3 separate regions of the Homo sapiens genome follow, and regions 2 and 3 are each linked to region 1. Evidence: read pairs that join two places in POLR2A ChIA-PET (ENCODE). Cell type or tissue: HepG2. All regions are shown on one strand. Each heading gives the region's core, and the rest is flanking DNA. Links, peaks and the distances in the headings are about the cores only. Region 1 holds the start of SLC38A3 (solute carrier family 38 member 3). Region 2 overlaps SEMA3F-AS1 (SEMA3F antisense RNA 1). Region 3 overlaps SEMA3F-AS1 (SEMA3F antisense RNA 1).

Evidence for each region. Peaks named below come from ENCODE experiments on the same cell type or tissue, not always from the same donor. Only the 100,000 strongest peaks of a DNase experiment are listed, where the experiment ranks them.
Region 2: POLR2A ChIA-PET joins it to region 1 with 7 read pairs; 10 of 35 experiments call an interaction of 5 or more read pairs at or near these places.
Region 3: POLR2A ChIA-PET joins it to region 1 with 6 read pairs; 8 of 35 experiments call an interaction of 5 or more read pairs at or near these places.

The regions. Positions count from the first base shown.
Region 1 is chr3:50,197,758-50,207,539 of GRCh38, reverse strand. SLC38A3 (solute carrier family 38 member 3) reads right to left here and starts at 2,269. Exons shown (of 16, transcript NM_006841.6): 1 at 2,192-2,269. RefSeq lists a silencer at 1,308-1,387. In HepG2, for the core only: no CTCF peak of the experiment used is centred there; DNase peaks (open chromatin) are centred at 3,979 and 5,489; H3K4me3 peaks cover 963 bases.
Region 2 is chr3:50,118,526-50,128,307 of GRCh38, reverse strand. It overlaps SEMA3F-AS1 (SEMA3F antisense RNA 1), which reads left to right. Exons shown (of 4, transcript NR_135301.1): 3 at 5,720-5,783. RBM5 (RNA binding motif protein 5) reads right to left here. Exons shown (of 25, transcript NM_005778.4): 25 at 9,287-9,782. Among named protein-coding and RNA genes, the nearest start is that of RBM5-AS1, 22 kb to the right of the region's middle. RefSeq lists enhancers at 1,755-2,744, 4,768-5,268, 6,254-7,131, 7,132-8,010. In HepG2, for the core only: no CTCF peak of the experiment used is centred there; a DNase peak (open chromatin) is centred at 1,807; H3K27me3 peaks cover 565 bases.
Region 3 is chr3:50,132,504-50,142,285 of GRCh38, reverse strand. SEMA3F-AS1 (SEMA3F antisense RNA 1) reads left to right here. Exons shown (of 4, transcript NR_135301.1): 2 at 5,718-5,829. Among named protein-coding and RNA genes, the nearest start is that of SEMA3F, 18 kb to the left of the region's middle. RefSeq lists enhancers at 925-1,486, 1,487-2,048, 6,419-7,010, 8,769-9,270. In HepG2, for the core only: no CTCF peak of the experiment used is centred there; no DNase peak of the experiment used is centred there; H3K27me3 peaks cover 2,594 bases.

The sequences.
Region 1 (9,782 bases), core at 3,439-7,438:
CCGAGACCAGTCTGGACAACATGATGAAACCCTGTCTCTACCAAAAATACAAAAAAAATTACCCAGGCTTGATGTTGCACACTTGCGGTCCTGGCTACTCAGAAGGCTGAGGTGGGAGAATTGCTTGGGCCTGGGAGGCGGCGGTTGCAGTGAGGCGAGATTGTGCCACTGCACTCCAGCTTGGGCAACAGAGTGAGACCCCACCTCAAAAAATGAAAAAAATAAAAAAAATAAACGAATGGAATGCATTTGAGGCCCTCGGCAAGCCCTCTTACCTGCTCCAAGTGAGGCCTGGCCCCTGGCCATGTCTACACTAAAACATCCTCCCACTGGGTCCCAATTCTACTATAGCATAGACTGCACATTCCACCTCAGCTTTCTGTTCACAGAGACACCAAAACTGCACCTCCCTGGTGGCCCACCCCACACCACTCCCCTCCAAATATGTTTCCCTCTCAAACTGGATGCTTGTCCTCACACCCAGCCCAGACTTCCAGGGTGTGTCCAGTTCAGCTTAAAATCCTTCTCTGACTCAACCCAGAGACCATGAACCACCCAGCCAGTCTTGTTGTGCCTCAGTTTCTCCAACTGTCCAGGGCTTCAAGGCTACTTGCTAGGGCAGTGGCACAAGGACAGGAGCAACCAGTTGTCATGATCTGGCAACCTGGAGCCCTGGACTGGTGTGGGGACCATTTGTGACATGGGCCAAAAAAACCAGCACACAACAAGGAGTGGCTTGAGAAGCCAGCGAAGACATGGGTCCCATGGGCCCAGGCAGAACAAAATTCTGAGATACAGACTCCTACCCTCCCCAGAGATTCAGCCCCCTGCTCCCAATGTCAAGAAATCAGATTCCCATTTCTGGTTTCAGTCATTCCAGCCCTCTCAGAGACGTGCCAGGCTTGGCCTCTTCCAGTCCTGATCCCTCCCGTCAGTGATGCTTCTTGCAGGAAGGGTACCGTGGCTGTGCCGAATTTCCCCCATTCAAAATGGAACCATCTTTGGGTCTCTTTAGCTTTCTATCCCCCAGACTGAGAGCCCCGAGGGATGTGCTTCCTTTCCAGAAGGAAATGAGCCCCATCCCAGACCTTTTACAGAACAGAACAGGAAGGGGTGAAAGGTCCAAGGGCCTTTTCCAGGGGCAGCTCTGTGGCCAGAGTCGGTCATGGAAGAAAGGACAGGGTTGGCAGGCTGAAGGAAGGATGGGCATGAGTGGGGAAGTCCTCCATGGTGTTCCTCAGGGCTCAAGAGCCTTTGACTTAGCCTTTCTCAGACCTGTTTGAGAGCCCATACCTGGACTCAGGACTCAGGTCCCCGTGGGGGGAAAAGGGCGGGTCCCCGCAGGTCCCTCCCCTGGCCTCCCCCTGCCTGGGTGTAAACAAACGCACGCATTTGCTGTGGCCAATCGAAGGGGCCAACCGGGCGGGGGCGGGCTCTTGCAAACCAAGTCTTGGTTCCTTCTCTCCGCCGTGCGCTGCGCGGGCTCTAACTTACACCCTACCCAGCGCCAGGTGGGGAGGAGCTCGCACGGCGCCCCGGCCTCAGGTCAGGGAGCCACTCGCGCCCTGCGCCCGCTGTGCCCGCTGGCTCCTCTGCAAATGGCACCGGCTCTGGGACCAGCATGTACCCCGCGGCCCCTCAGGCGGCCCGGCCCGATCTGCCCTCAAGCCCTTGTCCGGAGCAGCCGAGATAAATATACCCGGATTCCCATCGTGCCAGCCGGGCTGCTCTGCCTGTCAGGCGCCCGTCGGGGCAGCGCTCCAGGGACTGCTCCAGGCCCCTCTTGGGTCCTCCCCTCGGGCCCTCTCCAGCCTGCCCCATGGGCCCTGCCTCAGGAAGCCTGTGGTGTGCCGCCCGAGCCCCCAACAAGGCGTCCTGTGGTCCCAGCCCCGGGTGCCGCCGACCTCCTGCTGTACCTCGCAGCCCCGCCGAGAGGCCCTAAGGCGACGACGTGTCCCTCCCGGTACCCCCAGGGCCCTGCTTAAGCTCGGCGCTGAGTCCCGACTGGCAGGTCCCCAAGACCAGCGCCTGGAGCGCGCGGGGCTTTGGCTCGCCGGAGGCTGGGGCGCCTGCCCGGGTCAGGACGGTAGAGGAGAGCTGCCCAGAGCCCGGCTACGGACAGGAGGGTGGACAGTAGGGCTCGGCCCACCCGATTCCCCTGTGCGGGTGGGATGAACTCCCGAAGCGGTACCTGGCCTCGCGGTTGGGAACGTGCGGCGCTCCGCTCGGGCCGGTGCGGTTCGCTCTGCTCCCGGCTGAACTCGGCTGCAACAGCGACAACAGCGACGCGGGATGAAGGGCGCCCGGCCCCGCCCCCGGCCCGCCCCCCGCCCGCCAATCCCTGGCGGCCCGCGGGAGGAGGGGCTGGTCGGGGGAATGGCGGGGGCCGGGGCAGGCCGGGAGCAAAGGGGCGGCCTGAGCGTTAGGGAGCCCCTAGGTGGGAGAGCAGAGCTGCCAGAGGGACTCCGTTGAGTCTTGTGGGGGGAATGCTTCAGTCCAAAGCAGATTCTCTCTGAGGTCTGTGGGTGTCACATTAACCCCTGAAATGCTTTGCCCACACCCCCCAAAGCCAGAAGGGGAGCTTCCGCCAAGAGGACTGGCAATGCATAGCCTCAGTGAGAGATGCTTGAATGGGGGACTTTCAGGCGACACTCAGGCAACAAAATACCTCTTCTACCTGCCTCCCCCTTCCCAACCAGGGGTGGGGTGGGGGCGAGGGTGGGAGGGCTTCTTATATCAATTCTGTCTCCACCCCAGATATTCAGAGGAGGCTGAGGCTGGAACACAGAGGGCAGGGGCAGTGAGGTCAGGCAAGGAGTAAGGCTTGGCTTGCTTGAGCCTCACCTGGGGCCCCCCGACCATGACCCCCGTCCTTATTTAGAAGGTGTAGGAGACAGCTGTCAGCCTGTCCACAAGAAGGGGGCTGGGACTTGGTGTCCTGGGGACAGACAGGGGTTTTAGGATGGCCCCGTTCTTGGCTGGGGGCTCCTTATCCCACCCCTGCCTGCTTTCCACACAGGCCCTTGGTGCTCAGAGACGGGTGGTGGGTGTTAAGGTCCCAGGTTCCACCAGTAGGAAGCTGGGGGAGATGCTGACCTTCGGGGTGAAGTGGGGGGGTTCTCAGAACAGCTGTGCCCCTTGCTTCTCAGTCACTGGCTCTGATCCGATTAATCTCATGGCCTCTGCTGTTCCTATTCAAGCTGGTCTTCTCTGTGTCATGCCTGCCCCACTTCCCAGTGCGGGGGGAATGCCCTGAGAGGACATACCCGACCCTCCCCTGCCCTGGGCTGGGAGTCAGGACTCCAGGATTTTCTCCTGCTGACTCACAGAACCACCACAGCCAAGCCCTGGCGTACCTTGGTTTCCCTCTGTGACATGGAAATGGCTGTCTTTTCTCCTGAGGGGAATGAGTGGAGGGGAAGCTGTGAGACCGGGCAGGGGACTCAGCTCTGGCTGGCAGGGCTAGAGAGAAAGGCATTGGGATGGTGGCAACCCCTGAAAACCTCAAGCCACTCGAACTTCTGCCTTGCTGGTGGCTGGAAAATGGGAAAGGGCTGCCTTTCACTCCTGGTCTGGGGCTGATATCATCCTTAGATCAGAGCTCACTTTGACTCCCACCCTCCAAATGGGCATGGTTCTGCCATGGGACAGCCATATAGAAGAGGTGCTGACGAGGGTCTCAGGCCTGCCTCCCACCCCTCAACCTCCCACTTGCAGACACCCTGGATGCTCACAGGAGCTATCTGCAAAGGGCTGGTGGCTCCCACTGGCAGTTCTTGAGGGGCCAGGGCTGGCTCAAGGTCACCTGGGATATGGGTGTTGGGGTCCTCAATCTAGACTGGAGGAAGCAGGGGCTGACTGGGCTGGGCTGCTGTGGGAGGCCCAGAGGAGGGTATGATGTGGGGTCCCTGGGTCAGACCAGTTGTGGCCAGGCTGGGGGAGGGGCTGACTGTTTGTTGTTGCTAGGCCTGGGCCCCAGCCAGGGCAAACACAGCTCGGAGGCCTTTCCCACCACCTGCCGAATCTCCCAGCCCAGCCTGTGGTGACCGGACAGCTGGACAGCTAGGATGTGGCTCTGAGAGCTGCCGGTCGCCTTCTTCCAGAGGCTAGAGGGAATGTCCATCCAAGCAACCACAGAGTTGCAGGCGGCCCCTTGGGATGGAGAATGGGGGAAGCTTTATCCCAAGCTTCAGCCCAGCCTCCGCCTCCACTGCCCCATCTCTGAAAACGTAAACCCAGGCCTGAAAGACTGCCAGACCCATGCAGCAGAGCTCAGGGCTCCAGGACCGCTCAGATCCTCCTTCCAGGGCCCCAATAGCCCTTGGCTCTCCTTCTTCCTTTCTAGTCATGAACTCTCAGCCTCTAGCTAGGCTGCCTCTTCTCACCATGCCACCACCTCTGCTAACATGCTATCCACACAGTGCCCCAAGACCATCTCCAACAGCAATGCCCCATCTTCGCCTCCAACCTAGCCCTTCCAGAGCCCAGGATCTGTGTCCCCTGACTCCTCAGACCCCCTGCAGCTCCTGCCCCCACACCTGGCTGGCCTCCCTCATATCCGCCCACCTGCTCCCAGCAAGCCTCTTCACCTCCCCCGGGCTTGGCTGGCCACGCTGCACACGTTCCTGCTGTTCACAGAACTTGCTAGCTTTCATGCTCCTGTGCCTCTGCCCTCGTGCTTCCCAGGGCTGAAGGTTCCCTACCCTGTTCCACCTCCTTGGCAGACTCCTACTTGTCCTTCATCACCCTCATAGAGCACCTCTGAGAACCCTGCCTGAGTCACTGTGAAGAGCCAGCTAGTCCGACACTTACTGCTCTTGCTGCTCTTGTCACCCCACCCACACAGCCCCAGCCCTAGTGTCTCCAAGCGCTGTCTCCAGGTGGTCTAGATGGGAAAATGCCTGCGAGGTTGGAGGGCGCAAATCAAGGAGAGCCTGATGGCAAAGCAGCCCACAGACTTGCTCTGCGAAGGGTAAGAAAGGCACAAGCAAGGGTCAGGAGGGGAAGGGCACTGTGGATGGAGAAAGGAGCTCGGCCAGAGGGAAAGGAGCCTGGACGTAGGGCTAGCCCTGGTGGGCGGAGGGTTGCGTGCAGGGCAGCACGCTCCTTCTGGGCTCATGATCAGGGGTTTGAAATCCTCAGGAGAAGGTGGTTCTCACCCCCACACCTCAGGGTCTATTACCACACCCTAGCTGCTGACTATGCCCTGCTGTTTGGTGCCTGGGAGGCTCCTCTTTGGGCATGAACAGGGCTTTAGTATCACAACACAGTGTAGAAGTATGGAGGGGACCCATAGGCAACCCTCTTATCCAGCCCTTCCCCGGCCTGGGCCCCCAGAGCTGGTGACCTCGTGGCTAAGGCCTGGCCCCCACAGCCATGACATGCCTGCTGTCTCTCTCCTGAGATCTGGCCCCCAGCTTCTCTGGCCACTGAAGCAGCTTAATGAACCCTGGTCACATGGACTATGCTACTGCCTGAGGGGAGGGCCCAAACCCCTAGTGGCCACCCGGCCAGGCCCTGACGTCAGTGGCATTAACCATCCACCAGTCTTGTCTAATCTCTGGTCGGTGGCCGGGCCAGGTTAGTCCCGCCAGAGCCAGAGCTGAAGGCTGTGGGGGCCCTCAGGGGCACCTTGAGGTTGCAGGCCAGGCAGGGATGGTGGTGGCTAGAGGTGACCACAGTAAATGCACCACCTACAAGACTGGGGTGTGGCCACTGTGCTGACTCTGGGCCAGTGCTCTCTGATCCTCTGCCCTGGACTGTGAATCAGGCATCAGGCACCCATTGATCCTGCTCCTTAGCGTGTAATTACACTGGTATGGTGAGCAGAGCTAAGCAGGTTTCAGGCTGGGAGACTCAGGGCCCCTCCACACTTGCTGGCCATGGACAGGGCAGTTTGAGGCCAGGCAGCGTCCCCAACTCACAGGATCCAGGAGTACCGACCCTGAATCCCAGACCCCAGGGTCAGAAGCATATGTGGGGCGGGACCCCCTGGAGGGCAGGGTCCAGCCCCTGCATGTTGCTGGGGCTCTTCTGTCCCTTGCCCAGGAATGCCGGGGAGCGCCTTACCTTTCTGCCAAGACAAGGTGGCTGTGCAGAAGACCCCACTAAGTCACCTCTCCTGACAGCTTCCTCCCTCTCAAGCCTAACACTTCCAGCTCCTCAGGGCCTCCTATCCCATGCCCACTACCTCCTTCTGTCACTGCCCGCATCCCACCTCACTCTAGCAAACTGTTTGGGGAGCAGGTCCTTAGTAGAGATGAACAGCCCTGGCTCAGCCAGGCCAACAGCACCCAGCAGGGGTCTTGCACCACTGGCTAGATCGCCCCCATGCCCAGGCTTCTGAGCAGCACCAATATCACTGCCCACATGTGCACTGGACTCCCAACCCCAACCAGTGTTCTTCCTGTGCTCAGGCCTGGGTGCCCTCATGCTCCCCTTTCCAGCCTCCGACAGGCTCACAGCTCCCCACCACCTGGACATTGAGGATGATGCCTACACTTAGCTTTCTGCCCAGCACTGAGTATCAGTCGGCCTCCTGGACATCTCCCCCAAGCACTACAGGTCCTGCAAATTCAGCCCATCCAACACCCCTCCACAATACTGGCTTAGTGGGGGCGTTGCCTGTGCTTGGTCAACCGCTCAGACCCCAACCCCTGTCACTGAGCCCCTTGCCTTGTAGCCCTTGGTTTTGTCAGATAACGGAGACATAACCTATGCCTCATGGGGACCCGAGCCACACTCCTCTCCTCCTCCACACTCACACTGGTTCCAGGAAAAATATGTGCCCCTATATACATGTTTTAATGAAAAAAATATATATATATTTTTTCTTTTTTTTTCTTTCTTTTTTCTTTTCTTTTTTTCTTTTTTCTTTTCTTTTTTTTTTTTTTTTGAGACGGAGTCTTGTTCTGTCGCCCAGGCTGGAGTGCAGTGGCACGATCTTGGCTCACTGCAAGCTCCGCCTCCCGGGTTCACGCCATTCTCCTGCCTCAGCCTCCCAAGTAGCTGGGACCACAGGCACCCGCCACCACGCCTGGCTAATTTTTTGTATTTTTAGTAGAGACGGGGTTTCACTGTGTTAGCCAGGATGGTCTTGATCTCCTGACCTCGTGATCCGCCCGCCTTGGCCTCCCAAAGTGCTGGGATTACAGGCGTGAGCCACCGCACCTGGCCAAATATATATATATATATTTTAGACAGTCTCCCTCTGTCGCCCAGGCTGGAGTGCAGTGGCACAATCTCACTGCAACCTCTGCCTCCTGGCTCCAGCAATTCTCCTGCCTCAGCCTCCCTAGTAGCTGGGACTACAGGCATGTGCCACCACGCCCAGCTAATTTTTGTGTTTTCAGTAGAGATGGTGTTTCACCATGTTGGCCAGGCTGGTCTCGAGACCTCAGGTGATTCTTCCCCCTCTGCCTCCCAAAGTGCTGGGATTACAGCCATGAGCCACCACGTCCAGCCTTAATGAAAACTTTTAATAATTATTTTTTCAAGAAGCAGATTTTGAAAATGGTATTGGTTATTTTTGTCTCCATTAAACCCAGGAAAATAGAATTATAAGAAATTCTGGCCGGGCACAGTGGCTCACACCTGCAATCTCAGCACTTTGGGAGGTGAGGCGGGCAGATCACCTGAGGTCGGGAGTTCAAGACTAGCCTGACTAACATGAAAAAAACCGGTCTCTACTAAAACTACAAAATTAGCCGGGCGTGGTGGTGCATGCCTGTAATCCCAGCTACTCAGGAGGCTGAGGCAGGAGAATCGCTTGAACCCAGGAGGCAGAAGTTGCTGTGCGCCAAGATCACGCCATTGCACTCCAGCCTGGCCAACAAGAGTGAAACTCCATCTCAAAAAAAAAAAATTCTGTTTAAGTTATAAATAAAATATTCAAGCTTAAAATAATGTGAGTTTTAACATACCTACTTTTACAAGTTTTTTCAACTATTTAATGTTCTGGAAAAAAATTAACCATTAAAAATACATAAAATGAGTTTAAAAGGCAACCCACGGAGTGGGAAAAAAATTTGCAAATCCTATCTCTGATAAGGAATTATTCTCCAGAATATATAGAGAACTTCTAAGACTCAACAACAACATTAAAATAACTCAATTCAAAAATGGGCAAAGGACTTGGACAGGCATTTCTCCAAAGAAGATATACAGATGGCCAATAAGCACAGGAAAAGATTCTCAACATCACTAAGCAGTAGGAAAATGCAAATCAAAACTACCAAGAGATACTACTATTAAAAAAGAAAAATAGGTCAGGTGCGGTGGCTCATGCCTGTAATCCCAGCACTTTGGGAGACCGAGGCGGGCGGATCACTTGAGGTCGGGAGTTTGAGACCAGCCTGACCAACATGGAGAAACCCCGTCTCTACCAAAAATACAAAATTAGCCAGATGTGGTGGTGCATTCCTGTAATCCCAGCTACTTGGGAGGCTGAGGCAGGGGAATGGCTTGAACCCAGGAGGTGGAGGTTGCAGTGAGCTGAGATCACACCATTGCACTCCAGCCTGGGCAACAAGAATGAAACTCCGTCTCAAAAAAAAAAAAAAAAAAATTAGCCGGGCATGCTGGCATGCAGCTGTAGTCCTAGCTATTCGGGAGGCTGAGACAGGAGAATTGCTTGAACCCAGGAGGCAGAGGTTGCAGAGCCGAGATTGTGCCACTGCACTCCAGCCTGGGCAACAGAGCGAGACCCCATCTCAAACAAAACAAAACCCAGAAAATAACAAGAGTTCACAAATATGTAGAGGAAGGGGGACCACCTGTGCACTGTTGGTGGGAATGTAAAATGGTACAGCTGCTGTGGAAAACTGTTCCTCAAAATATTAAAAGTAGGCTGAGCGCAGTGGTTCACACCTGTAATCCCAGCACTTCGGGAGGCCGAGGTGGGCAGATCACTTGAGGTCAGGAATTCAAGACCAGCCTGGCCAACATGGTGAAACCCCATCTCTACTAAATACAAAAATTAGCCAGGCATGGTGGTGGGTGCCTATACTCCCAGCTTCTTGGGAGACTGAGGCAGGAGAATCACTTGAACCCGGGAGGCAGAGATTGCAGTGAGCTGAGATCGTGCCACTGCACTCCAGCCTGGGCGACCGAGTGAGACTTCATTTCAAAAAAAGGGGTCAGGTGCAGTGGCTCACGCCTGTAATCCCAGCACTTTGGGAGACCAAGGCAGGCGGATCACCTGAGGTTGGGAGTTCGAGACCAGCCTGACCAACATGGTGAAACCCCATCTCTACTAAAAATACAAAATTAGCCAGGTGTGGTGGCACATGCCTGTAATCCTAGCTGCTTGGGAGGCTGAGGCAGAATCACTTGAACATGGAAGGAGGAGGTTGCAGTGAGCCGAGATCATGCCATTGCCACTCCAGCCTGGGCAACAAGAGCAAAACTTCGTCTCAAAATAAATAAATAAATAAATAAATAAAATAAAAATAGATTCACCATATGAGGCCGGTTGCAGTGGCTCACGCCTGTAATCCCAGCACTCTGGGAGGCCGAGGTGGGCAGATCACCTGAGATCAAGAGATAGATCGAGACCATCCTGGACAACATGGTGAAACCCCGTCTCTACTAAAAACACAAAAATTAGTTGGGCATGGTGGCGTGTGCCTGTAGTCCCAGCTACTCAGGAGACTGAGGCAGGATAATTGCTTGAACCTGGGAGGCGGAGGTTGCAGGGAGCCGAAATTGTGCCGCTGCACTCCAGGCTGGCGACAGAGAGAGACTCTGTCTCAAAAAAAAAAAAAAAAAAAAAAGATTCACCA
Region 2 (9,782 bases), core at 133-4,132, 76 kb after region 1:
AACTCCTGGTCCAGGAATGGCCAGAGGCTTGCTGGGTTCACCATCCATGACGTTTCCTTTTTGGTTTGCTTTGGGCTGCTTTGAAAGCCCTAAGGACTGTTGCTACGTGTGTCAACAACCCCACACTGGGTTCAGCAGTCATCCAGACTTCAGCAGGAATTCAGTGTGTCCTAAGGGCAGCATATACCCATGCCCCTAATACAAGACCTAACTCTGCCCTGGGTGTCTTATTTACCACATTCCCATACAATTTTCACTCGTGCCCTGAGTATATCGTATTTCTTTCTTTTTTTTTTTCCCAAGATGGAGTTTTGCTCTTTTTGCCAGGCTGGAGTGCAATGGCGCAATCTAGGCTCACTGCAACCTCTGCCTCCTGGGTTCAAGTGATTCTCCTGCCTCAGCCTCCTGAGTAGCTGAAATTACAAACATGTGCCACCATGCCCAGCTAATTTTTTGTATTTTTAGTAGAGATGGGATTTCACCATATTGGCCAGGCTGGTCTCGAACTCCTGACCTCAGGTGATCCACCCGCCTCAGCGTCCCAAAGTGCTGAGATTACAGGCATGAGCCACTGTGCCCAGCCTAGTGTATCATATTTCATCATGTTCTAGATGCCATGTATACATCCACGACCCAAGGACAATATTATGTCTTGAGAGCACCAATGTTTACCCACATTCCACTGGCCGAGAGCCTGGGAGACATACATGTATCCTTCCCCCGATGCCTGTTTACCCCACACTGGCTGCTTTCTTCCTCTGGTCTCTCTTTTTCCCCACGTGACAGAGCTGGCTGTGTGTGTGTGTATTAAGAGGTGACCCTGCCCTGGCTTGGGAGCGAACCTCATGAAGGTCCAGGATGTGGCCAGCACTGGGGTACAGAGCCTACTAATGCTCAGGCCCGCTGAGGACAGTGTCACCCTCCCTGCAGCAGCACTCGGCCTCCTGCTCATGGAGTGCCCAGACCCTCCTGTTGTTGGTTCTGGCACCTAGAGGGGGAGATATTTAGGGGATAAATGGAGGGGAAGGTGGGCCGGCCCATGGGAACCTGTCCTAGGTTGGGGACAGGAGAGCCCTGGGGCCTATAGCAAGGAGGCTGGAGTACCTCAGTACCTCAGAGGGGTACCAAGGTGGCCCTCCTGCCAGCCTGGCTCCAGACCCAATGGTCAGGGTAGTCTTGGTTTGGGAGCTTCCTGAAGTCACCAAGACCTGGAGAAAGTCAGAAGCCAGGGTGGCAGCAAGTACAGAAGGCCAGCTGGCCTTGTCCCAACAGACCCAGCCGTGCAGTGCAGACAGGCAGCATCGAAACAGGCTGGGCAAGGGGTAGGGGGGAGCCGCCTTGGCCAGGGTGGCACCTTGGAGGCAGCCCCTTCAGGATCCCCGGCTCCTGAGCCCTGTCCCATCCCGACCCCCTCCCAGGTAGAGCCCAGGAGACCTACACAGTCAGGCCTCCCCCTACCCCAGCCCTGAGACTCAGCCCGCCTCTGGAAGCTCAAGTCCTGCCTCAGTCTTCTGCTCCCAGGACAAAGGTTTGGGCTGGGCTCTGGCCTATCATGCTTATCTCATCATAAATATTTATCAGGCTCCAGGGGCCAGGCCTGCAGCTGGCTTGGTGATGGGGGTGGGGGTGGGGGCAGATGCTGCCGAAGGATCTCAAAGCCCATCCCTAATGAGGGGACTGTGAGGGGAGAGTGCCACCTGGGCCTTGGGCTCCTTGGGGAGGGAGGACAGATGGACAGCGGGACAGAATCAGAGGGAGCCTCAGGGACTTGGGCATAATCCAGCAAGCCAACCTCCCCATGCACTCCAGGAATGTGGGGGAGGAGTCCGAAGAGGCCAAGGCTGTGGGAGACAGGCGGGCTTCTCCCTGGACTGTCCTCCCATAGGACATCCTCGAGAGCCGTGCTCCCCACCCTCATCCTTCCCCCAGATGGTGCCCGCACTCTGTGCTCCCCCTACATCGCCCTCCCAGAGCTGCGCTCCTGCAGATGCGCTGTCTGTTCCTGCAGAGCTGTGTCCATGAGAAGCCATGCCCCATAGGGCCCTCTCCCCTCTTCCCACCATCCCTTCTGACCCCACACCTTCCTCCCCAGAACTGTGCTGCCCCCTACTCTGCATCCCTCAGAGTTGTGCTCCCCACACATCCAGGACTTCACCCTCTGTGAGCCCCTTTCCTTGCCGAATGGGACTCCTGATCACAGGTACTGGAAGCCCCTGGGGTGAGCAGAGCAGACTTCCCATGGGAAGTCTGCCAGCACCTGGGTTCTAGCTCTCCTGTGAGCTTCGCCACAGCACCCCCCTCATTGGCATGCTGGGGGACCCACAGGTGGAATCAAAGCTCTGCTCAGAGCTGAGCTGCACAACAGCAATCTGGTAGCCTTTGTTTCCCCAGTCCTGGGGGCGTAGTGGAACTAGGGGCAAAGAGGGTGCATTTTGGGGCCTAGGGCCTCCTCCTCACTGCCACAGGCAAGCGCAGCTGTAGATAAGGGGGGATGCCTGAGCTAATGAACACCCCCAGTAGATAATGAGGGGCTGTGGGGGAAGGGATGGCCTGAGGCACAGCCTGGGCGGGGAAGGCTGCCTCCCAAAGCCCAGAGCGCTCATTAGTGGAAGCCTGGGGGAGAGGCAGCTAAGTGGGTCAGCGCCCCTCCCCCAGCCACCTGACCGGTATGGGTGGAAGGATTGGCAGCCCATTGTCCCCCAGTGAAGTCAGTCGCATTCTGAGTCCCTTCTCCCTCCAACCTTCCTCCCCAAGCCCCTGCTTCCAACCCCCACAAACCCCTTGCCCCCTCAACCCCCTTCCCAAAGCCCCGTGTTCCTCAATCCTCTTCTTGAGCCCTCAGCTCCCAACCCCCCAAACCTCCTGCCCCTCCAGCCCTCCTCCTGGAGCTCCTGCCCCCTAAGCCCCCTGTTTCTCTAACCCCCCTCCCTGAGTCCCCTGCCCCTCACAGAGCCCCTGTCTCCTTCCACGGACCTCCCACTCTGAGCCCTTTTTCCTCCCTGAGACCCCCTTGGTGGCCCCCTCCCCCCCTCTGCACACCCCCCGCCCCAGGTGCCGGCCTCTGAGCCAGCCTCCCCAAGGCACCCTCCAGACTGAGCCACACCTGGGAGAAATTGAAATCTTAGACTCTTCCCTACCCCCGCCAATGAAGCAGACATCCCTGTCCTGGCCACGAGGCAGCAGAATGCGGCTGCGGCTCCGCTGGGCCAGGCTGGGGGCTGTGCCAGAACAAGCATCCAGATGTGGGGAGGACACAGCGGCAGGACGGGGGGTGGGCACGCAGCAGCTCGGTCCAGTCTCTTCCATCCCCATCCCCTGCAGCCAGCGGCCCTGGGCATCCACTCCGGGGTCTCAAACTCCCCCTTCTTGTCCCATAGTCATGAAGATGAGCATCCTGGCAGATCTGTTTCAGGAGTGCGGTGGGCAGGGGCTGGGGGAGGGGATCTCAGAGGCTGGGCCTTCTCTGTGTAGGGTGGTCCAGAGAGGCAGGGTCTGCCTGGGTCCCCCTTCAAAATCAGGGTAGAGCCAGATGAGGACAAGATGCATAGTCTGTCAACTCTCCCCTCCAGCCCTATGCCCCTGTCTTTGGCCAGCCTCCTCCTTGATCAAGGCCTTCCAGGACTCCCTGTTTCCTGTCAAGATCTCCTTCCCCTGAGGCTCTGAGGCACTTCCGGACCTGTCCAGCTGGTCCCAGGGCAGAGGGTAGAATATGGATGAGCCTGTGCCATCCTTGATGTTGTCAGGACACAGTTCTGGGAGGGGATGAGTGAATGTCCTGGTCCCCACCAATCCCCACCCCAGCCCCAGTCACCACAGCCTGACTAGTCTGGGTCTGGCTGCACAAGAGTTAATCTCAGGGTGTCCCCCCCCCCACCACGTGTGCACAAATTCCAGGAACACTTTCCATTAAGGACACTCTGAGCAGATTTCATTTCATTTACATTAATAAGAACCAGAAAAATCTGCAGGGTGGGGGTGGGGCCGGGGCCGGGGCCGGGGCCTGGGCCGGGGCCAGGGCGGGGTTGGGGGCGGCTCGGGCACGTGTGCTGCTCAGTTTGTCTGGTAGAGGCTAAGGGGCTGGGGCTCCCGGCCATAAGAGGAGAGGCCCAGCCAAGCCGGTGCCGCCGATGTGCTTGGGGGAAGGTAGATCCATCCAGTCTTCAGGGATTCACGGTGGAGGGAGGAGGCAGAGCCCAGCTGCTTCTGGACACTCCTAACCTGAGCAGGGTGGCAGGCCCAGGTCCTAGGGCCTTCCAGGCGGAGGGGATGGCAGAGCTAATAGGATGCCAGCACATGGAAATGACTGGATCGGGGACTGGGGCCCTGGGTTTGGATGAGATGGGTGTGGACCTCAGCTTCCCAGTCTGTCAGGGAAACAGGAGAGGCTGCTCCCTCTCCTTCCTGTCCTCACTGCAGGTATGGCTGCAGGTGTTAGAAGGGAAGGTAATGAACCTTGAGCCAGTCTTAGAGACCATGATGCCCCTTCCTCAGTCTTCCCTTCCCCTCTCCAGCTCTGCCAGTGAGCTGAGCCATGGCTGGCAGACTTGGACCTGTTCAGTGAGCTCAGAAGCCTGTTCTGGGTGGACACCCCCAAGATCCACCCACCTGAAAAGGGGAAAGCCTCAGAATGACATTGTGTGCACAAGGGTGTGCCTGCTGGGTGGCGGCTTGTGCTCTGCCACGCTGTGACCCTGGGGGCTCCCTCTCCCTTCACAGAAGGCTGCCAGACCAGGTTTCCTTCCTCAGGGGTAGCAAGAACATCTGATTCCTGCCCCCTCAGGAGCCAGGTTCACTTGCACACTTGCTCATTAATGTGTCTGGCTTGTGTGTGCTCTTCTATATGCCAGTGGCTGGGTGGGGTTATGCACAAGTGTGCATGCTTCACACACCAACCAGGGAGGGGGTCTGCAGGATCTGGATGTAATGCCACCTCAAATGTCAAGGGTGATGGGGAAGCATGCATGTTGCCTGCTGCAGCCGGATGCCTGAGGGCTGGCCTGCATTGCGTGTGGGTGCGTACACATGGCATGCTTATGAGTGCAGAGGATGGCTCCTCAGCCCAGGAGTTGGGGAGTAAGAGGAAGGAGAAGAAGCCCCAGCTCTGGTGCCTCTCAGGATTTGGGCTCAGCCCTGTCTTGCTCCAGGTCTTACAGATTGAGGCTAGGCGCCCTTAGGTGGTGGTAGGCTGTGCTGGGCCAGGGGGCCCTAGGCTGAACCCAACCCTGCAGGACAGGCTGGGCAGGGCTCCCACACCTGCACCTGACCCTGTTCCAGGCCCACACTAGGGGATGGTGGGGGGAGGCTTAATTACATCCATGAATCATTCTCAAATAGCTCCTGTCCAGCCAGACTCAGGATGGTGATGCCCGCCCAGAGCTGAGAGCCAGGGGCTCCTGGAGCCTCCGTTGCACATAAAAGCAGCAGAGGACGCGAGCAGGCACCCTAGCCCCTCCTCTCTTGGCCACCTGCCTCGGCCTCCCCCATTGGTGTGCAGAATTCACCCCAAGATCAGAGGCCTATCTCAGCACCCGTGGGTAGCGCAGAACCAACTCCTCTAGACCTGGCGGCCCCATCCCACGTTATCTTGCCCCCTCAGCCTCCTCCGTCCCCTTGTGGCTGCTGCAGACTCCTCCAGCTTCTCTTTCCAGCATCCTCTAGGCCTCACTTTGCCTCTGGTTGTCTTCACCTGCCTCTCCCTGTCTTTCTCCTCTTTCCTCAGGGCACTGGGAGGCATCCCAAGACCCAGCTCACTCCAGGGCTGGACCTCAACCTTGTACCTGCAGGTGAGACCCAATTCTACTGCACTGGAGTGGTGATGGGGCAGCAGTTGCCAGCAGCAGCCCAGTCCAGCAACAGCTTTGAATCTCAGTTTCCTCTTTAAATGGGATGGCAGTGCAGCTTGGACTAAGCAGGATGGGAGGGCCCTGCCCCTGGCTCATACCTTCTGCTGGAAAGTTCTGTCTGGCTGGGTGTGGCCCACCCTATAGGGTTCTGACCTTAACCCAAGTCCATGAGTCCACCTCCCTCCTGCCACCTTCTGGGAGACTGGGGTGAAGGACTACAGGCATCCCCTGCTTCCATCTGGGAGCCCTGGACAAGCTGGGCTCCAACTCCCCATGGGCTGTAGGGACAGAAGCTGAGAATCTGATGCTCTAGCAACAGTGCTTCTGTGAGTCAATAAGCACGTGGTAGGGAAAGGGAGTGAGAGGCAGAAATGCACTTTATCGACTGCAGAAATTATTTACCTGGGTCAGAAAGAATTGCTGAGAGGGAAGTGCCTACTGTGCACAGGGTCAGCCTGGCTCTTGCCCCATTGGGCGCTGTGGGGACGACTTCCCCATCTAGCCAGAGGGGGTCCCTGGGGGTCAGAGACCCTCAGGAACTTGCAAGGCAGGCAGACTTGGCACCTGCCTGACTCCAGAAAGTTTCAAGGCCGAAGTTCTAGCCAGGTCTCCTTGAGTCCCAGAGACGTGGAGAGAGCCCCTGGGAACCTCCAGTACCTCAGGACTTGGTGGGAAGTCCTCTCCTTACCACCACCTATACCAGCCTGGCTGGAAAGATGATGGAATGCTGCCACCTGGTGGCCACCAACAACACAGTACCCTCCTCCAGTATCGACTGTGGGCAATCTTCCCCCACACCCCACCTGTCCCTGAGGGCATTCATTCCTCCGGAATCGGGGTGGCTGGGATCTGGGCGCCCTTGAGACCCCCAGCCAGACTATGCATGCCTGGGGAGCTTAGCTCAGGCCGGGATGCTCATCTGGGCTTTGAAACTTGTTTGATGCACAGCCATGACAGCTGCTCCTGGACGGCCCTCAAAGCCTTGCACGTTGTAGCAGCTGTCCCAGCCAAGGGCAGTCTGGACTTGGGAATCCTTGGAGGCTCCTTCTAGTTCAGTAAGAGCACCGTTCAAATTCAAGATTTGGGTTCCCCTGATTGAGAGGATTGCACTACTCTCACAGCATCTCAACATCACACAGGACTAAGAGGAATGGTGGCCCTATGGGCAGCACACAGCACATTTAACCGGGCTTGGGATTGGAGTAAACCCTGATGGGCCAGTCAGGAGGATGCTTGGGATCCTAGTGCTTCCAAACCAGAAGGATCACCCAAATATGGTCTTGCAGGATACCTGGGCCCAAGATAACAGCCTGTCAAACCTCAAGGACTGGGGCCATCAATTTAGATGCAGGGTGAAGGCTGCAGTCACCTGGCTAGGTATGCTGGTAACAGGTGAGGCCAGAGGAGGGAGCCTCCATCTCTGAGGAGCTGGCTCAGACCCTCACATTCACAGGAACCCTCAGCTTCATGTTCATAGGAAAGGCCACGCTGGTGTTGACAACAGATGCCGTGGTCCACAGCACACATGGGAGAGCCTTGAGCAGCTTTGACAGGTAACTCTAAGCACCAGCAGTGTGGGACAGGTTGAGGTGCCCTTCCGGGTGCTGGGAAGTCAATCTGAGGCTGCTAGAGGGCTGGCTCCTATTAATGCCTGGCCATGGCTCCCCTAGGGAAGACGCTTCCACCCAACCTTTGCTGAGCTGGGTACATATAATTAAGAGCTTCCCAGATCCTATTCTGGGTATGCTCACCTGGAAGAGCTTTCCGGGCCGGATGTCAAAAGGGTCTAATTAGGGTACTCAGGACTGCTGCTCAGGTGCGAGGAACACCAGCATCACCCTTGATGCCGTGAGGGCTCTGGAGGTGAGGCCAGTTTCTTATCCAACTTCTGTAGACCAGATCTGTGACACACTCTCCACCCCAGCTCTGGGCGCTTGGGCCCTCATTTGTGAAGTTCCCAAGCCTTACTCTGCAGAAACCCAGGCTTGGGGCTTCTGCATTTGCGTCCACCTCTCCCTAGCCAGAGCTGTGATTAGGCTCAGCTTCTCCAAGGCACTACCCTACAGGCCAGGGTGAGGACCTCCTGAGCATTTTCTATTCCTTAACGCCCTGCCCGAAAAGAGGAAAACGTGACCACCCACAAAAGCAAGTCTAGCTTCAAAAGTAAACTGCAGAGAAAAGGCCACCTTAACTGCATGCCCAATCTGTGGAGCTTAAGCACTCAGTTTGGCCAGATTGGCAATGTGAGCAACCCATCACATCATCTGGTCCCAAGAACAGCCTGAGATCCAGGTATACTTCCTGACCTGGTCAGGCATGGTCTTCTGGGTCAAAATGATGTTCTCTGCCCTGTGGAAGAGTGCTGAGGACGAAATACCCATTCAAAACAGAAAACTCTCCAATGCCCCCAGGACCTCCTTAGCAGCTGAGAAGATGCAGTGAGTGGAGTGCTGCCAGGGGGAGATGACCTCCTCAGTTTCTCCATCGCAGCAGAGGGTGGACCAGGTATCACCTGTATCATGGCCAAAAGCAGGGAGGATCTGCCCTGCAGAGCAGTGACAACTCCACACTCCGGCATGTGTGGAATAAAGTCTGTGGAAACTAGAGAGGTGCAAGCACTCATGGTCACTTTGGTCTTAGCAGAAAAGCTACTAAGTTACCATGATTTCCATGAAGAGTTTTAAAACATGCTAAACTTTTTTTTTTTTTTTTTTTGAAACGGAGTTTTGCTCTGGTTGCCCAGGCTAGAGTGCAATGGCGCGACCTCCGGCTCACTGCAAACTCCGCCTCCTGGGTTCAAGCAATTCTCCTGCCTCAGCCTCCCGAGCAGCTGGGATTACAGGCCAACCACACCCAGCTAATTTTGTATTTTTAGTAGAGACGGGTTTCTCCATGTTGGTCAGGGTGGTCTTGAACTCCCAACGCCAGGTGATCCGCCTGCCTCGGCCTCCCAAAGTGCTGGGATTACAGGCGTGAGCCACCACGCCCGGCTAAAACATGTTAAACTCTTGAATTTAAAAATCCGAACATGTCAAGACCAGCCTGGGCAACAGAGTGAGGCCCCATCTCTGTAAAAAATTAAAAAATTAGCCTGCATGGTGGTATGTGCTTGTAGTCCCAGCTACTTGGAACACTAAAGTGGGAGAATCGCGTGAGCCCGGGAGGTCGAGGCTGCAGGCTCCCGAGTAGCTGGGATTACAGGTGCACACCACCACGTCTGGCTAATTTTTTTGTATTTTTGGTAGAGACAGGGTTTCACCATGTTGGCCAGACTGGTCTCAAACTCCTGACCTCAGGCAATCCACCTGCCTCGGCCTCCCAAAGTGTTGGGATTACAGGTGTGAGCCACCACGCCTGGCCAACCCTGCCTCAAAATCAATCAATCAATCAATCAGAACGTGGTGATGGGGGCAAGAAATAAACTGATTTCATCACCAGGCTTGACTGGCTCAGACATGCTTGACCCACCTACCCACCCAAGAATAAAGAGACACAGGACACCCATTTCTCAAGGTATTTCTTTTGTAAAGGAGCCAGATTTGGCAACTAGACTGAAAATCTTCCAAAATTCTGTACAAATGTGTAATATACAAATATACACAAGGCTTTTGCCAAGAAAAGACATCACAACAAATGACAGAGGTGGCTTTGGTGTCACATACCACCTACAGCATCTCAAACCCCTAGGAATGTGAGGGGCTGATGGACCACAACATAGGCTACACATGTAAACACGCTACATTACACTATGTACACTGGAGTATAAACAATCCACTGTCCTCTCCGGTCTGTTCACAAGCCCTCTGGCGGGAAGGAAGGCCATTCACCAGGCAACCCACATAAGGGGAACTTCTTTAAGGTGGGAGGGAGAACCCTGCAGAATGAAGTGGTTCACCCTAAGATCTATTAACAGCACAAGGCATGCCCTTAAAGAGACAG
Region 3 (9,782 bases), core at 5,680-9,679, 67 kb after region 1:
GGCCAACATGGTGAAACCCTGTCTCTACTAAAAATACAAAAATTAGCTGGGCTTGGTGGCGCACGCCTGTAGTCTCAGCTACTCGGGAGGCTGAGGCAGGAGAATTGCTTGAACCTGGGAGGCAGAGGTTGCAGTGAGCCCAGTGCACTCCAGCTTGAGCGAGAGAGTGAGACTCTGTCAAAAAAAAAAAGAAAAAAGAAAGAGGAAGGAAGGAAGGGAGAGAGAGAGACAGAAAGAAAGAAAGAAAGAAAGAAAGAAAGAAAGAAAGAAAGAAAGAAAAGAAAAGGAAAGAAAACAAGGAAGGAAGGAGGGAGGGAAGGAATGAGGGAAGAGAGAGAAAGAAAAGAAAGAAAGAAAGAAAGAAGAAAGAAAAAGAAAGAAAGAAGAAAGAAAAAGAAAGAAAGAAAAAGAAGAGAGGAAGGAAGGATGGAAGGAAGGAAGGGCCGGGCGCGGTGGCTCATGCCTGTAATCCCAGCACTTTGGGAGGCCGAGATGGGTGGATCACAAGGTCAGGAGATTGAGACCATTCTGGCTAATACAGTGAAACCCTGTCTCTACTAAAAATACAAAAGAATTAGCTGGACGTGGTGGCGGGCACCTGTGGTCCCACCTAATCTGGAGGCTGAGGCAGGAGAATGGTGTGAACCCTGGAGGTGGAGCTTGCAGCGAGCCAAGATTGCGCCACTGCACTCCAGCCTGGGCGACAGAGCGAGACCCCATGGAAAGAAAGAAAGAAAGAAAGAAAGAAAAAAAGAAAGAGAGAGAGAGGGAGGGAGGGAGGGAGGGAGCAAGGAAGGAAGGAAGGAAGGAAAGAAGGAAGGAAGGAGGGAAGGAGAAGGAAAGAAAAAAAAGAGAGAAGAAGGACTCACGAGGCTGGGGCTGGGGGTGCATGTGCACGCATGTGCATGGACGCCTCCTGCAGGCCCCATGATGGGCCCCAGCTCCAGGCCTGGCTGTATGAGGCTCTCACCCTCCCATGGGTATGCACTTGCCCCCAGTTTCCTCAGCTGTTAAATGAGAGCAAGTTTCTTCCTCACAGGGTGCCGAAAGGATCAAACTAGCCACCGAGCACAGATTGCCGGAGCAGCATCTAGTGTGTAGGGCGCAGGCTCCCTGAGTCACCTTTGTTATGACTTATCAGCCCTCCCCGGTAGATGACAGGGAGACGTAGACGCCATCACTGGGGCACAAGAGACTGTGGAATTGCTCTGTTGCGGCCCCAGGAGAGAGTGGGGGCGCATTTATCTTCTCATCCAACCGAAGGGTCCACTCAGGTTGGGGCAGTCCTCAACTGCCCAGCCTTGACCCTGTCTTCTGCCATTGCTTCTGATCTTTGGGCATCCAGGCCTGCATGGTGGCCCACCTAGCACACACGTTACACCCACCGGAGCCTCCACAGGCAAAGACAACATTACTGTCCTCCGCAGGACCAGGGCGGGTGGAGGAGGGACCAGCACGTGGGTTGTCAGGGGAATGGCAGGCCACCTGGGTCTCCTGGGCCCCCACCTCTCTCCTTCCTTAAATAGGACAGCCCCACTCTGGCTCTCCCACTCTGGCTCTGACCCCAACACCCAGCCCACAGTTCCTGTAAACAATTATGCACCAGGAGCTGTAGGGCAAGAAGATGAAGCCCCAGGTCAGCAGGGAGGTGTCCGGGTGACGGGGTGCAGAGGGTGCCCTGGGGCTGAGAGGGTGACTGAAGGAAGGCTGCCTAGAGGAGGTGACACTGCTGCTGGGCCTTAAAGGACGCATCACAGATATCCTGTCCTGAAGGATGAGTGAACAGTGGTGGGAGAGCCTGGAGGCATGCCCTGCCATGGTGTGTCCTGGAGGCCAGAGTGTGGTGCTGTCTGGGGCAGGACTCAGGCAGCTTCACAACCTCCTAGCGATGGGTGATAGGGTGAGGGCAGCGGCAGTGGCACATGAGCTTCACCTGGGCTGGCTCTTCCAAGGGCCAGGGGGGCCTGGACGGAGCAGCAGAGCAGCAGAGTGAAGGCAGACGTGGGCCCTCGAACAGTCCTTGGGGAGGACCCAGCCGGAGGTGCCTAGGCTAGGTGGGCAGGCTCAGCTGGCCCCAGGAAGCAGAGCTGCACGGAACCAGGGGCTGGGGCTGGGCACTGCTGGAGACTGCCAGCCTGGGGGGCCTTTGCTGCCTCTGTGAGGACTCTGTTGGTCGAATGAGACCCATCCTTCCCCGAGGGATGGGACAACCCATCTGTAGGACAAGCTGCTTTCAGGAGGGGTGGCAAACGGGTGCGCCTTGAGGCTTCTACGAGGGCACGAGGCCATAGGCCAGGTCCCTCTCATACCTTCTGCCCTCCCCAGTTTCCCAGCATCCTCCTCTGCACTCCTGGCTGCCATCCAAGCACACCCATGGAGGGTCCTTGTACAGGGGCAGGGCCTGTCTGCTTCCAAGGGGGCAGGGTTTACTCCTCAGAGTCCCTGCCCTAGTGCCCTAATTCATAAGATACTGAGGCCCAGATACTGAGGGAGAAGGCTGTGCCCAAGGTACCAAGGAGCTGAGGGCTTCAGCCTCCCAGGGTCCTCACCAGCCTTTCTCCCAGGCCCCCATGAATGAGCACTCCTAGAAGGAGGAGTGGGCTCAGGGATGGTCCTGGGCCATCCCTAACCCTCCCCCAAGCCCTGCCTGGGGATTCCCTGCCCCGATGGGCTGCGGCTCCTCTAAGGGCTTCTCTGGGAACAGATCTGCTGAGCCAGTTTGGGGGATAGAGCGGTAGGGGTGCCGTCAGGGGGTCAGGTGGGTTGTAGGCAGGGGCTCCAATCTCCCCCAGGAGCTGTCTGTGCTCCAGGTGTTAGGCAGGGCTCTTGGCTACCCCGCCCCCACCAGGTGTGGGGCTTCCAGCAGCCCAGAGGCCCCTTTGTCCTTTATCGTCTCTGCCTCCTTGGTGGCAGCATACAGATAAGCATCCCATTTGGGGCTGAAATTCCAGCCTGGCTGCCCATTCTACCACCTGGGGGGCTTGGGGCTGCCAGTTACAGCTACACCCTCTGTCCTGCCGTGGGACCCACCCAAAGTGTCCAGTCCACCCAGCACCTCCAGCTGCACATTTTCCCCAGGACCCCTCCCCAGCCTTCGCACTGGGACCTGCACCTCTCACCCCCTTGGCCGTAGAGGTGCATGTCCCCCTGCCTGTCCGTGCACACAGGCACGTATCTCATTACCCCCGGCCCTCTTCTTGATGACAGTGAGCCACTTTGACGCCCCTTCCCCTCCCCCTATTCACACCCCACAGAGTTGGGGCTGGGAGGTTCGCCCAGGGGCCCCTGACCTACCAGTGAGAGGCTGACACAGAAGAGCTGACCCCTGTGTGATCCCAAGGACCCCAGGGTGACCCCCAAAGACACGCATCCCCGAGACTTCCTCAACCACCCCTCTCAGGGACTCTCCATCTCCATCTCCCAGCCCCGTCTCAGCCTCTCTTCTTCCCTGTCTCCCCCTCCCCCCTCATTAAGCCTCCTAAACCCGCCAGCTCCCTGAAGCAGGAAATTGCATTCTGCCAAGATTAAATGGGCTTGAACGCCCTGCCTCTGCCCGCAAGGGAGGGGAGCTGAAAGGAGCCAAGTTTGCTGGGGGTGGGGTCCCTGGGACACTGAACCCCAGGTTGGAGAGGGGACTCAGAAAGGTGGAGTACTTCAGGATGGGGTAGGGCTCCCTGAAGGGCAGAGGGGAGAAGACAGGGTCTGCAGGGAGGCAGGGAGCTGGGGATGTTGGCCCCTCCCCACTGCAGGGGGAATGAGGAGCCAGGAGGGGAAGTCACTCTGTGGGGGTGGGGGCAGATTCTGATTAAGTGGGGGAAAGGGGGAAAGGGTGGAAGGAAATGGTGATTGGGAGGTGAGAGAGGATGCCTGTCAGGTTGAGACCTGACTCACAGGAAATGGGAAATGAACTTTGAGGGGTGTACTCTCTCTCCAAGGGGTGCATTTTGGAGTGCCCAGAGGGAGGGGCTGGTACACTCTCACTCCCCACTGGCACAAGGTCTAAGAGGAAGGGTACAGTCAGAGACCCCTGTGTACCCTTGGGCCATTGAGGAGCTCACACACAGCTCTACAGGCAGCAGGACCCCACAACCCACCCCCTGCGCTGTCAGAAAGTCTCCATCAGGATACAGAGAGCACTGAAGTCAGGCAGGGAGAGAGGCATTGAGGTCAACACCTCCCAGCAGAGGCCCAGATCCCATTGTCCACAGCAGCCCCACACTCCATAGACTGGGGGGACAATCATCCCCACTTCTCAGCTGAGAGAGCTCTGAGACCTAGCCAGGCTTCCCTCCCTCCTCTCCCCATCACAGGGCCCCCTAACAAGGCCAATTCCAGATGTGAGGGGAGTGGGGAAAGAAGATATGCCAGCCCCTTCTTTCTCCAGGTGGGCGAGGGCAGGCACAGCTGGGCTGTGTGGGCCTCAGATGGGCGCCTGAGTCTAGGTCAGGCCTTCAGAGCCTGGTAAAGCCAAGGGGACTGGAGCCAGGGCTGGAGGAGCAGGAGGGAGCACAGCTGGTCCCAGGTGGTCAGGCATCATCCCTGAGAGCACCTGTCCTGGAGAGTCATGGCCAGGGGTGACGATGCTTATGGTGCACCCCTGGTGTGAGAGCCTGTCCTTGCCATAGGGGTGGGGGTGGGCACTGGGACACTGGGAAAGACAGCTCGGCTCAGCCGGTGTGGTGGTGGGGAATGCAGGGCCGTGGGAAGAGTCTCTGAAGGGAAGCAAAGGCCAGAAAAGGAGACAGGTTGTCTGGGGAAGGCCCAAGAGAACCTCAGCCTGGCTGAATGCGGGCAGGCAGTGGTCAGCCATGAGGCTGGGGGCTCAGAGGTCCATGTGGTCATCAGGCAAGATTGGGGCAATGGACAGCTGCGGAGCTCATGCGAGCTCCAGAGCAGGGCTGAGGGGCTTCCTCCCTCACCTTCCCCAATCCCACCCCACTGAGGGCCCCAGCCCCACGGTCACTTCAGGCAGCCTGAGCTGGGCAGACAGTTTCCAAAGAAGGAGGCTGGGTCTGTTTTGGCAGCTGTTGAAAAGCAGGCTTCCCCTGCCCAGATGTGAGGGAACTGACACTGTGTCTGGGAGGAGTAGGCAGTGGGGCAGGTGTATGCCGGGCTAGGGCATCCGGGGCCACCCCAGCAGGCCCTGGGGGAAGATAATCCAGTCCCTGGGAATGGGGTGCCTGCTGGGAAGTGACACAGCTGAGTTCAGACCAGGCTGAGGTGACAAGTACCCCCTGAGTCTGCACCTCCAATGTTCCTGGCCTGAATGTCCTCTGATCACTCCCTGGTTGCATTCTCAGTCTCCAGGGAGATGTGTGGAGCCTGCTGCCAGTGAGATTTGAGCTGGCCTGTGCTTCAGATTCCTGACAGGCAGTGACCCAGGGCCCTGCCTTTGCCACATCCCGGCTGCATGTCCCTAGGCTGTCCGTGGTGGACAGGGAGTTCCCCCAGAACCTCTGCTCAGAGCTCCCTTTCATCCTCTTCCCCTGAGACCAGCTCTCAGAGAAAGCCTGAATAGACCCCTTCAGCCATAAGGGGCTCCTCCCAGGTCCTCATATAGCTTCCTGCTCTGGGCTGCAGTTGGAGACCCCTGGACCCAGCTAGCTCAGCTCAGGGACTTCTCCTCAAAGCCCCCAGCCCCTCCCTTGTATCTCACAACTCCTGTGGCCCCATCACAGGTCGGACCACTCTTTATCTGCTTTTTCCTCCTTTTCCAGGAGACTCAGCTCTGGGAGGACGGCCACCATCTCTGGCTCAGTCACATTTGGTCCCCAGATTCTGGCAACCCTGGGTAAAAGCTCAGTCACCTGACCTAGTGACGACCACAAGGTACATTTCCAAAGCTCTACGGAAAACTCACTCACTGCCTCACAGAACAGCCTGTGTGCCCCTCCCTTTCCCAGGCCCCAGGGTAGGGGGGTCAGGGAGAGGGGGTGGGTGGTGGACATGAGCCAGATATGGTTTCTGCCTACAGGGAGCTCAGAATCTTTCTGGAAGACAGGACTGGGAGCAAGGAAAGAGGCACCTGAGAGACCTGGGATGGGTGGCCTGTCAATGTTTCAAGAGACCAAGGTGGGCTGTTGACACCAGGGTTGCTTCCGGAGGTTCAGGGAGCACAGTATTGTCAGATGTGCTAGGAGGGCCTCCTCAGCTGCTCATCTTCAGCCCCGTCAGCCAGCAGCGGGGACCACCTCAATGCCCCCCAAGTACCCCCCATACTCCCAACTCTGGTCTCCTCTTTGTCTGTGTGCCGGGGTCACCTAAGCAGCTAACAGTACAGCATATATACCCCACCCCTCAGCAACCACCCCTACCCACGCTGACAGATCCCCTGAAAGCCTCAGCTCCATGCCGCAGGAACTGGGCCCTCACTCCCTACCAGGAGGCCCATTCTACCCCCCTGTGCTGGTGGAGAGCCCTGCCTTGGCGACCTGAATCAGTGCCTCCTCCCTGTGCCCTGGTTAGGCAATGCCGCCTGGCCCCACTGTCCAGCTCCCAGGCTGGGGAGATAATGAGCTGTGGGATTTTGGACAAATCTCCCGTCCTCTCTGAACCTTTGAGTTTCCCAGCTCTAAAGCTGGGATGTTCATGTCTTGACTGGCAGGAGGCTGCCCCAAGAACAAGGCCATATGTCCTGGGTTTGGGCTGGCACATCACACAGGCTATAAACAGCATGGGCCCTTCCTCCACTTCTTTTTTAAGTGCTTCCTTGGGAGGAAGACTTCTGGGCCTTGATACCTGATCCTGGAGCCCCAGGGACCCTGCTCCACTAAGACAGAGCAATTCAAGTTTCTTGATGTTGAATTCTTGGCTAGTCTAGGAACACTGGCCTGGTGGAATTTGAGGCCCGCCACCTGCATGATATGGATACATAAGATGTGGGGGGCAGGTTGCTGGCTCTGACCCTAAAGGAAAAACGGTGCCAGGAGTCTAGGCCGTGCCAGAACCTAAGCCATCAGGTGTTCGGGATGGAGCTGCCTCCATTCCCACCCTGCTGACCTCTGTCCTGCCCCAGCAGAGGGGCTTGCATCAGCCCTGCGCCCTTCTGGTCTCTCTCTCACTTGCACTCCTTGTCTGACTGGACAGGGTCTCCAGTGCTGCACAAGCCTGCCAGGGCCAGCCAACTTTCTTGGAGGGCCTGCCCCAGCTAGCTGTTGCTTTAGCTGATGCCAAGCACAAGCCAGCCACACTGAGAGGGGTTGACCAGATGCCTGCTGCTCACATGACAAACCCCCAGCACCCCTGACCCCCAGGACTTCAGCCATAGGGTCTCAAGCATGGAGGCCTTGGGGGAGCTGTAGTGGGGCTCAGGATCAGCTCCGTGATATTGGGAGCTCTGTGGAGAGCCGGGGAGCCACAGATTGCTGGGGGAAGAAGGGAGTCTGGCCTTCCTTGGGTTCCGCAACCCAAGAAGGTTATGAGGGACCTGGGAGATAAGCATCCCCCTCTGCTTGCCCAGCTGCTGGACCCCTTGCTGAGAGGGGAGGGAAAGCTCAGGACTAGGGTTCCCTACATGGGACATCCCCACACTCACCTATGGCTTGGGCTGGGCTCCCTCCTCCCCAGCCCTAGCCTGGGGCTTCTCTGGTTTGGGAGCTTGGGAGGAGCAGGGGTAGAAAGAACAGTGGGCAGGTGGTGGTGGGTGGGTTGGCACAGCACTCCTCCATCCTTGCCCCAGCTCTGGGCCCCACCACCTTCCTACCAGGGGTCCCAGTAACCCCTCCTCCCTCACCCTTCCCACCAGCTGGCAGCAGGACAGAAAAGAATTAACGCTGCCTACCATGGAGAACCTTGTGGCTTTGTCTGGGCTGGTGGAGCCTACAGGGCTGGTGGGAATAATAACTCATGAAAAGTGTCAAACACAGACTTTACTATCCTGCACGTGGGGGGGCTGCAGACCCAGGTGTTCAGGCACTTGTGGACCCTTGTGATGGCCTTGTGGGGCCTCGGTGGGCAGGCAGTAGGGACCCCCTTCCCCAGGTGGAGTGGACTCCGGGGCTGTTGTTCTGTAAAAGAGACTGGGGAGGACAATGCTTACCCCAAACAAATCATCTGGTCTCTGGGACATCCCTGCCTTGGGCAAGGAGGAGTGGGAGGTGGGCAGGGCCTCACCCAGGGGTTCTCTGTCGCCTCTCAAGGTTTGCTGGCTCATCTGTACCCCAGAAGGGCTGTAGCTATAGGGTCTTGGCCCGTGTGTCTAAGGGACAGGGAGGCAAGAAGTGACTTCCCTTTGGCTCTGACACCCATGTGATGGCCCTGTAGTCCTTGGCTTTGGGGAACCAGGTGTGGGGCTGTCAGAGTTACAGCAATGCTCAGCGTCCATCGTGAGATGGAAGGGCCCCTCCCTGACTGATGGGTAGGAAGGGAAAACATGCCCAGGTCAGAGGTGGGGGCAGGTGGGGAGGCATCCCTGCCACAGGACTCTCCCAGATCCTCCCTCCTTGAAACCTCTTCCCTGTGGGAGGTCCCATTTGTGGGAGAATCCGACTGCTAGAGACAAGTCAAGCGGGGGAAGAGTTACCTGCAGATGAGGACTGGGCAGTGCATGGCATCTGGGGCTCCATTGCCCCTAGTCCCAGCCTGCTTTGCTGGTGGGGTGGGGAGACAGGATGCATCTACCTGCCTGTCCTGGGCTGTCAGCTCCTCTTCTCCAGCCAGGAGGCAGGTGGGGGCAGGGAGGGGTGCTGGTCCTCATGAATTTACAATGCCTAGACTTCATGAAGCGGGTGCCCACAGACTGAGAGCTCCAGCAGGGGGAGGGGAGGTACTGGACAGTGTGTGCACCCCCTTTCCCGTCAGCCTTCTCAGAGGCCCTCTGTCCAAATCCGTCAACCTGGTGTTCCACTGAGCTAAGCTCCTTAGCACCAGGACACAGCATAAACAACATCTGTGCCCTGAGATCCCAGGGTCTGATCCCCAGTGTCCCAAGATCCCCAGATGAGCCCTGGGGACACAGTGGGGAGGACCAGGAGGACCCCTGCTGACTCTCCCTGCTCCTGCGTGGGCACAGGGCCACATTGGCCGCACCATCACCTGGACCTCCCAGGTGCGCTGGCCTCTGCCTGCCAAGAGATGTGAAGCTCTTATCTTTTCCCCATAGATAAGGGCCTGGGAAGGGAATGGGGAGGAAGCTGTCCTATTCTGGATCTAGTCTGGGTAGAGGAGTCAGGGAGGAATTGGCCCAAGTCTTCCCACCAGCCCCTCTGACCCTCCACCTCTGGCTGGTGGCTACAGGCCCCCCTCCCACCATCCTTCTAAGATTCAGAGAAGAAAGAAGAAACGAGGTGTCTGAAGATGAGGATTGAGGGGTGGAAATTACCTCAACTGAATTTTAAAAACCCCTGGCTGGTTGCCATAGTAACAGAAAGGTGCATCCCATCACCATGGCAACAGGCAAACACCGAGGTCTGCTGCTGGGATTGGGGATTTGGGATGTGGCCGGAGGGGGTTAACAGAGGAGGCTGGGCTTGGATAGAGCAGTTGGGGGTGGGGAACTATCCAGCCTGGGATAATTTCACCCCTACCTTTCCAGGGGGCAGAAAGCCAGGCTGGGCCCCTTCTCCCTGGTGGTGGAGTCACAGGAGAATGGATTGTTGGGAGTAATCCCCTAGCTCCCACCACCCACCCCTATCTGGCACCATCTGCAGCCTGGAAGCCTGGGGTGGAGTCATGAGCCTGCTTAACTGGGCTCCTAACTAGCCAGACCGTGGGGCTTGGAAACCATGGAACTCAGCTCCTGACCTCAGGGAGTGACAGGCTGGGAGTCAGTGTCATTGGTCATG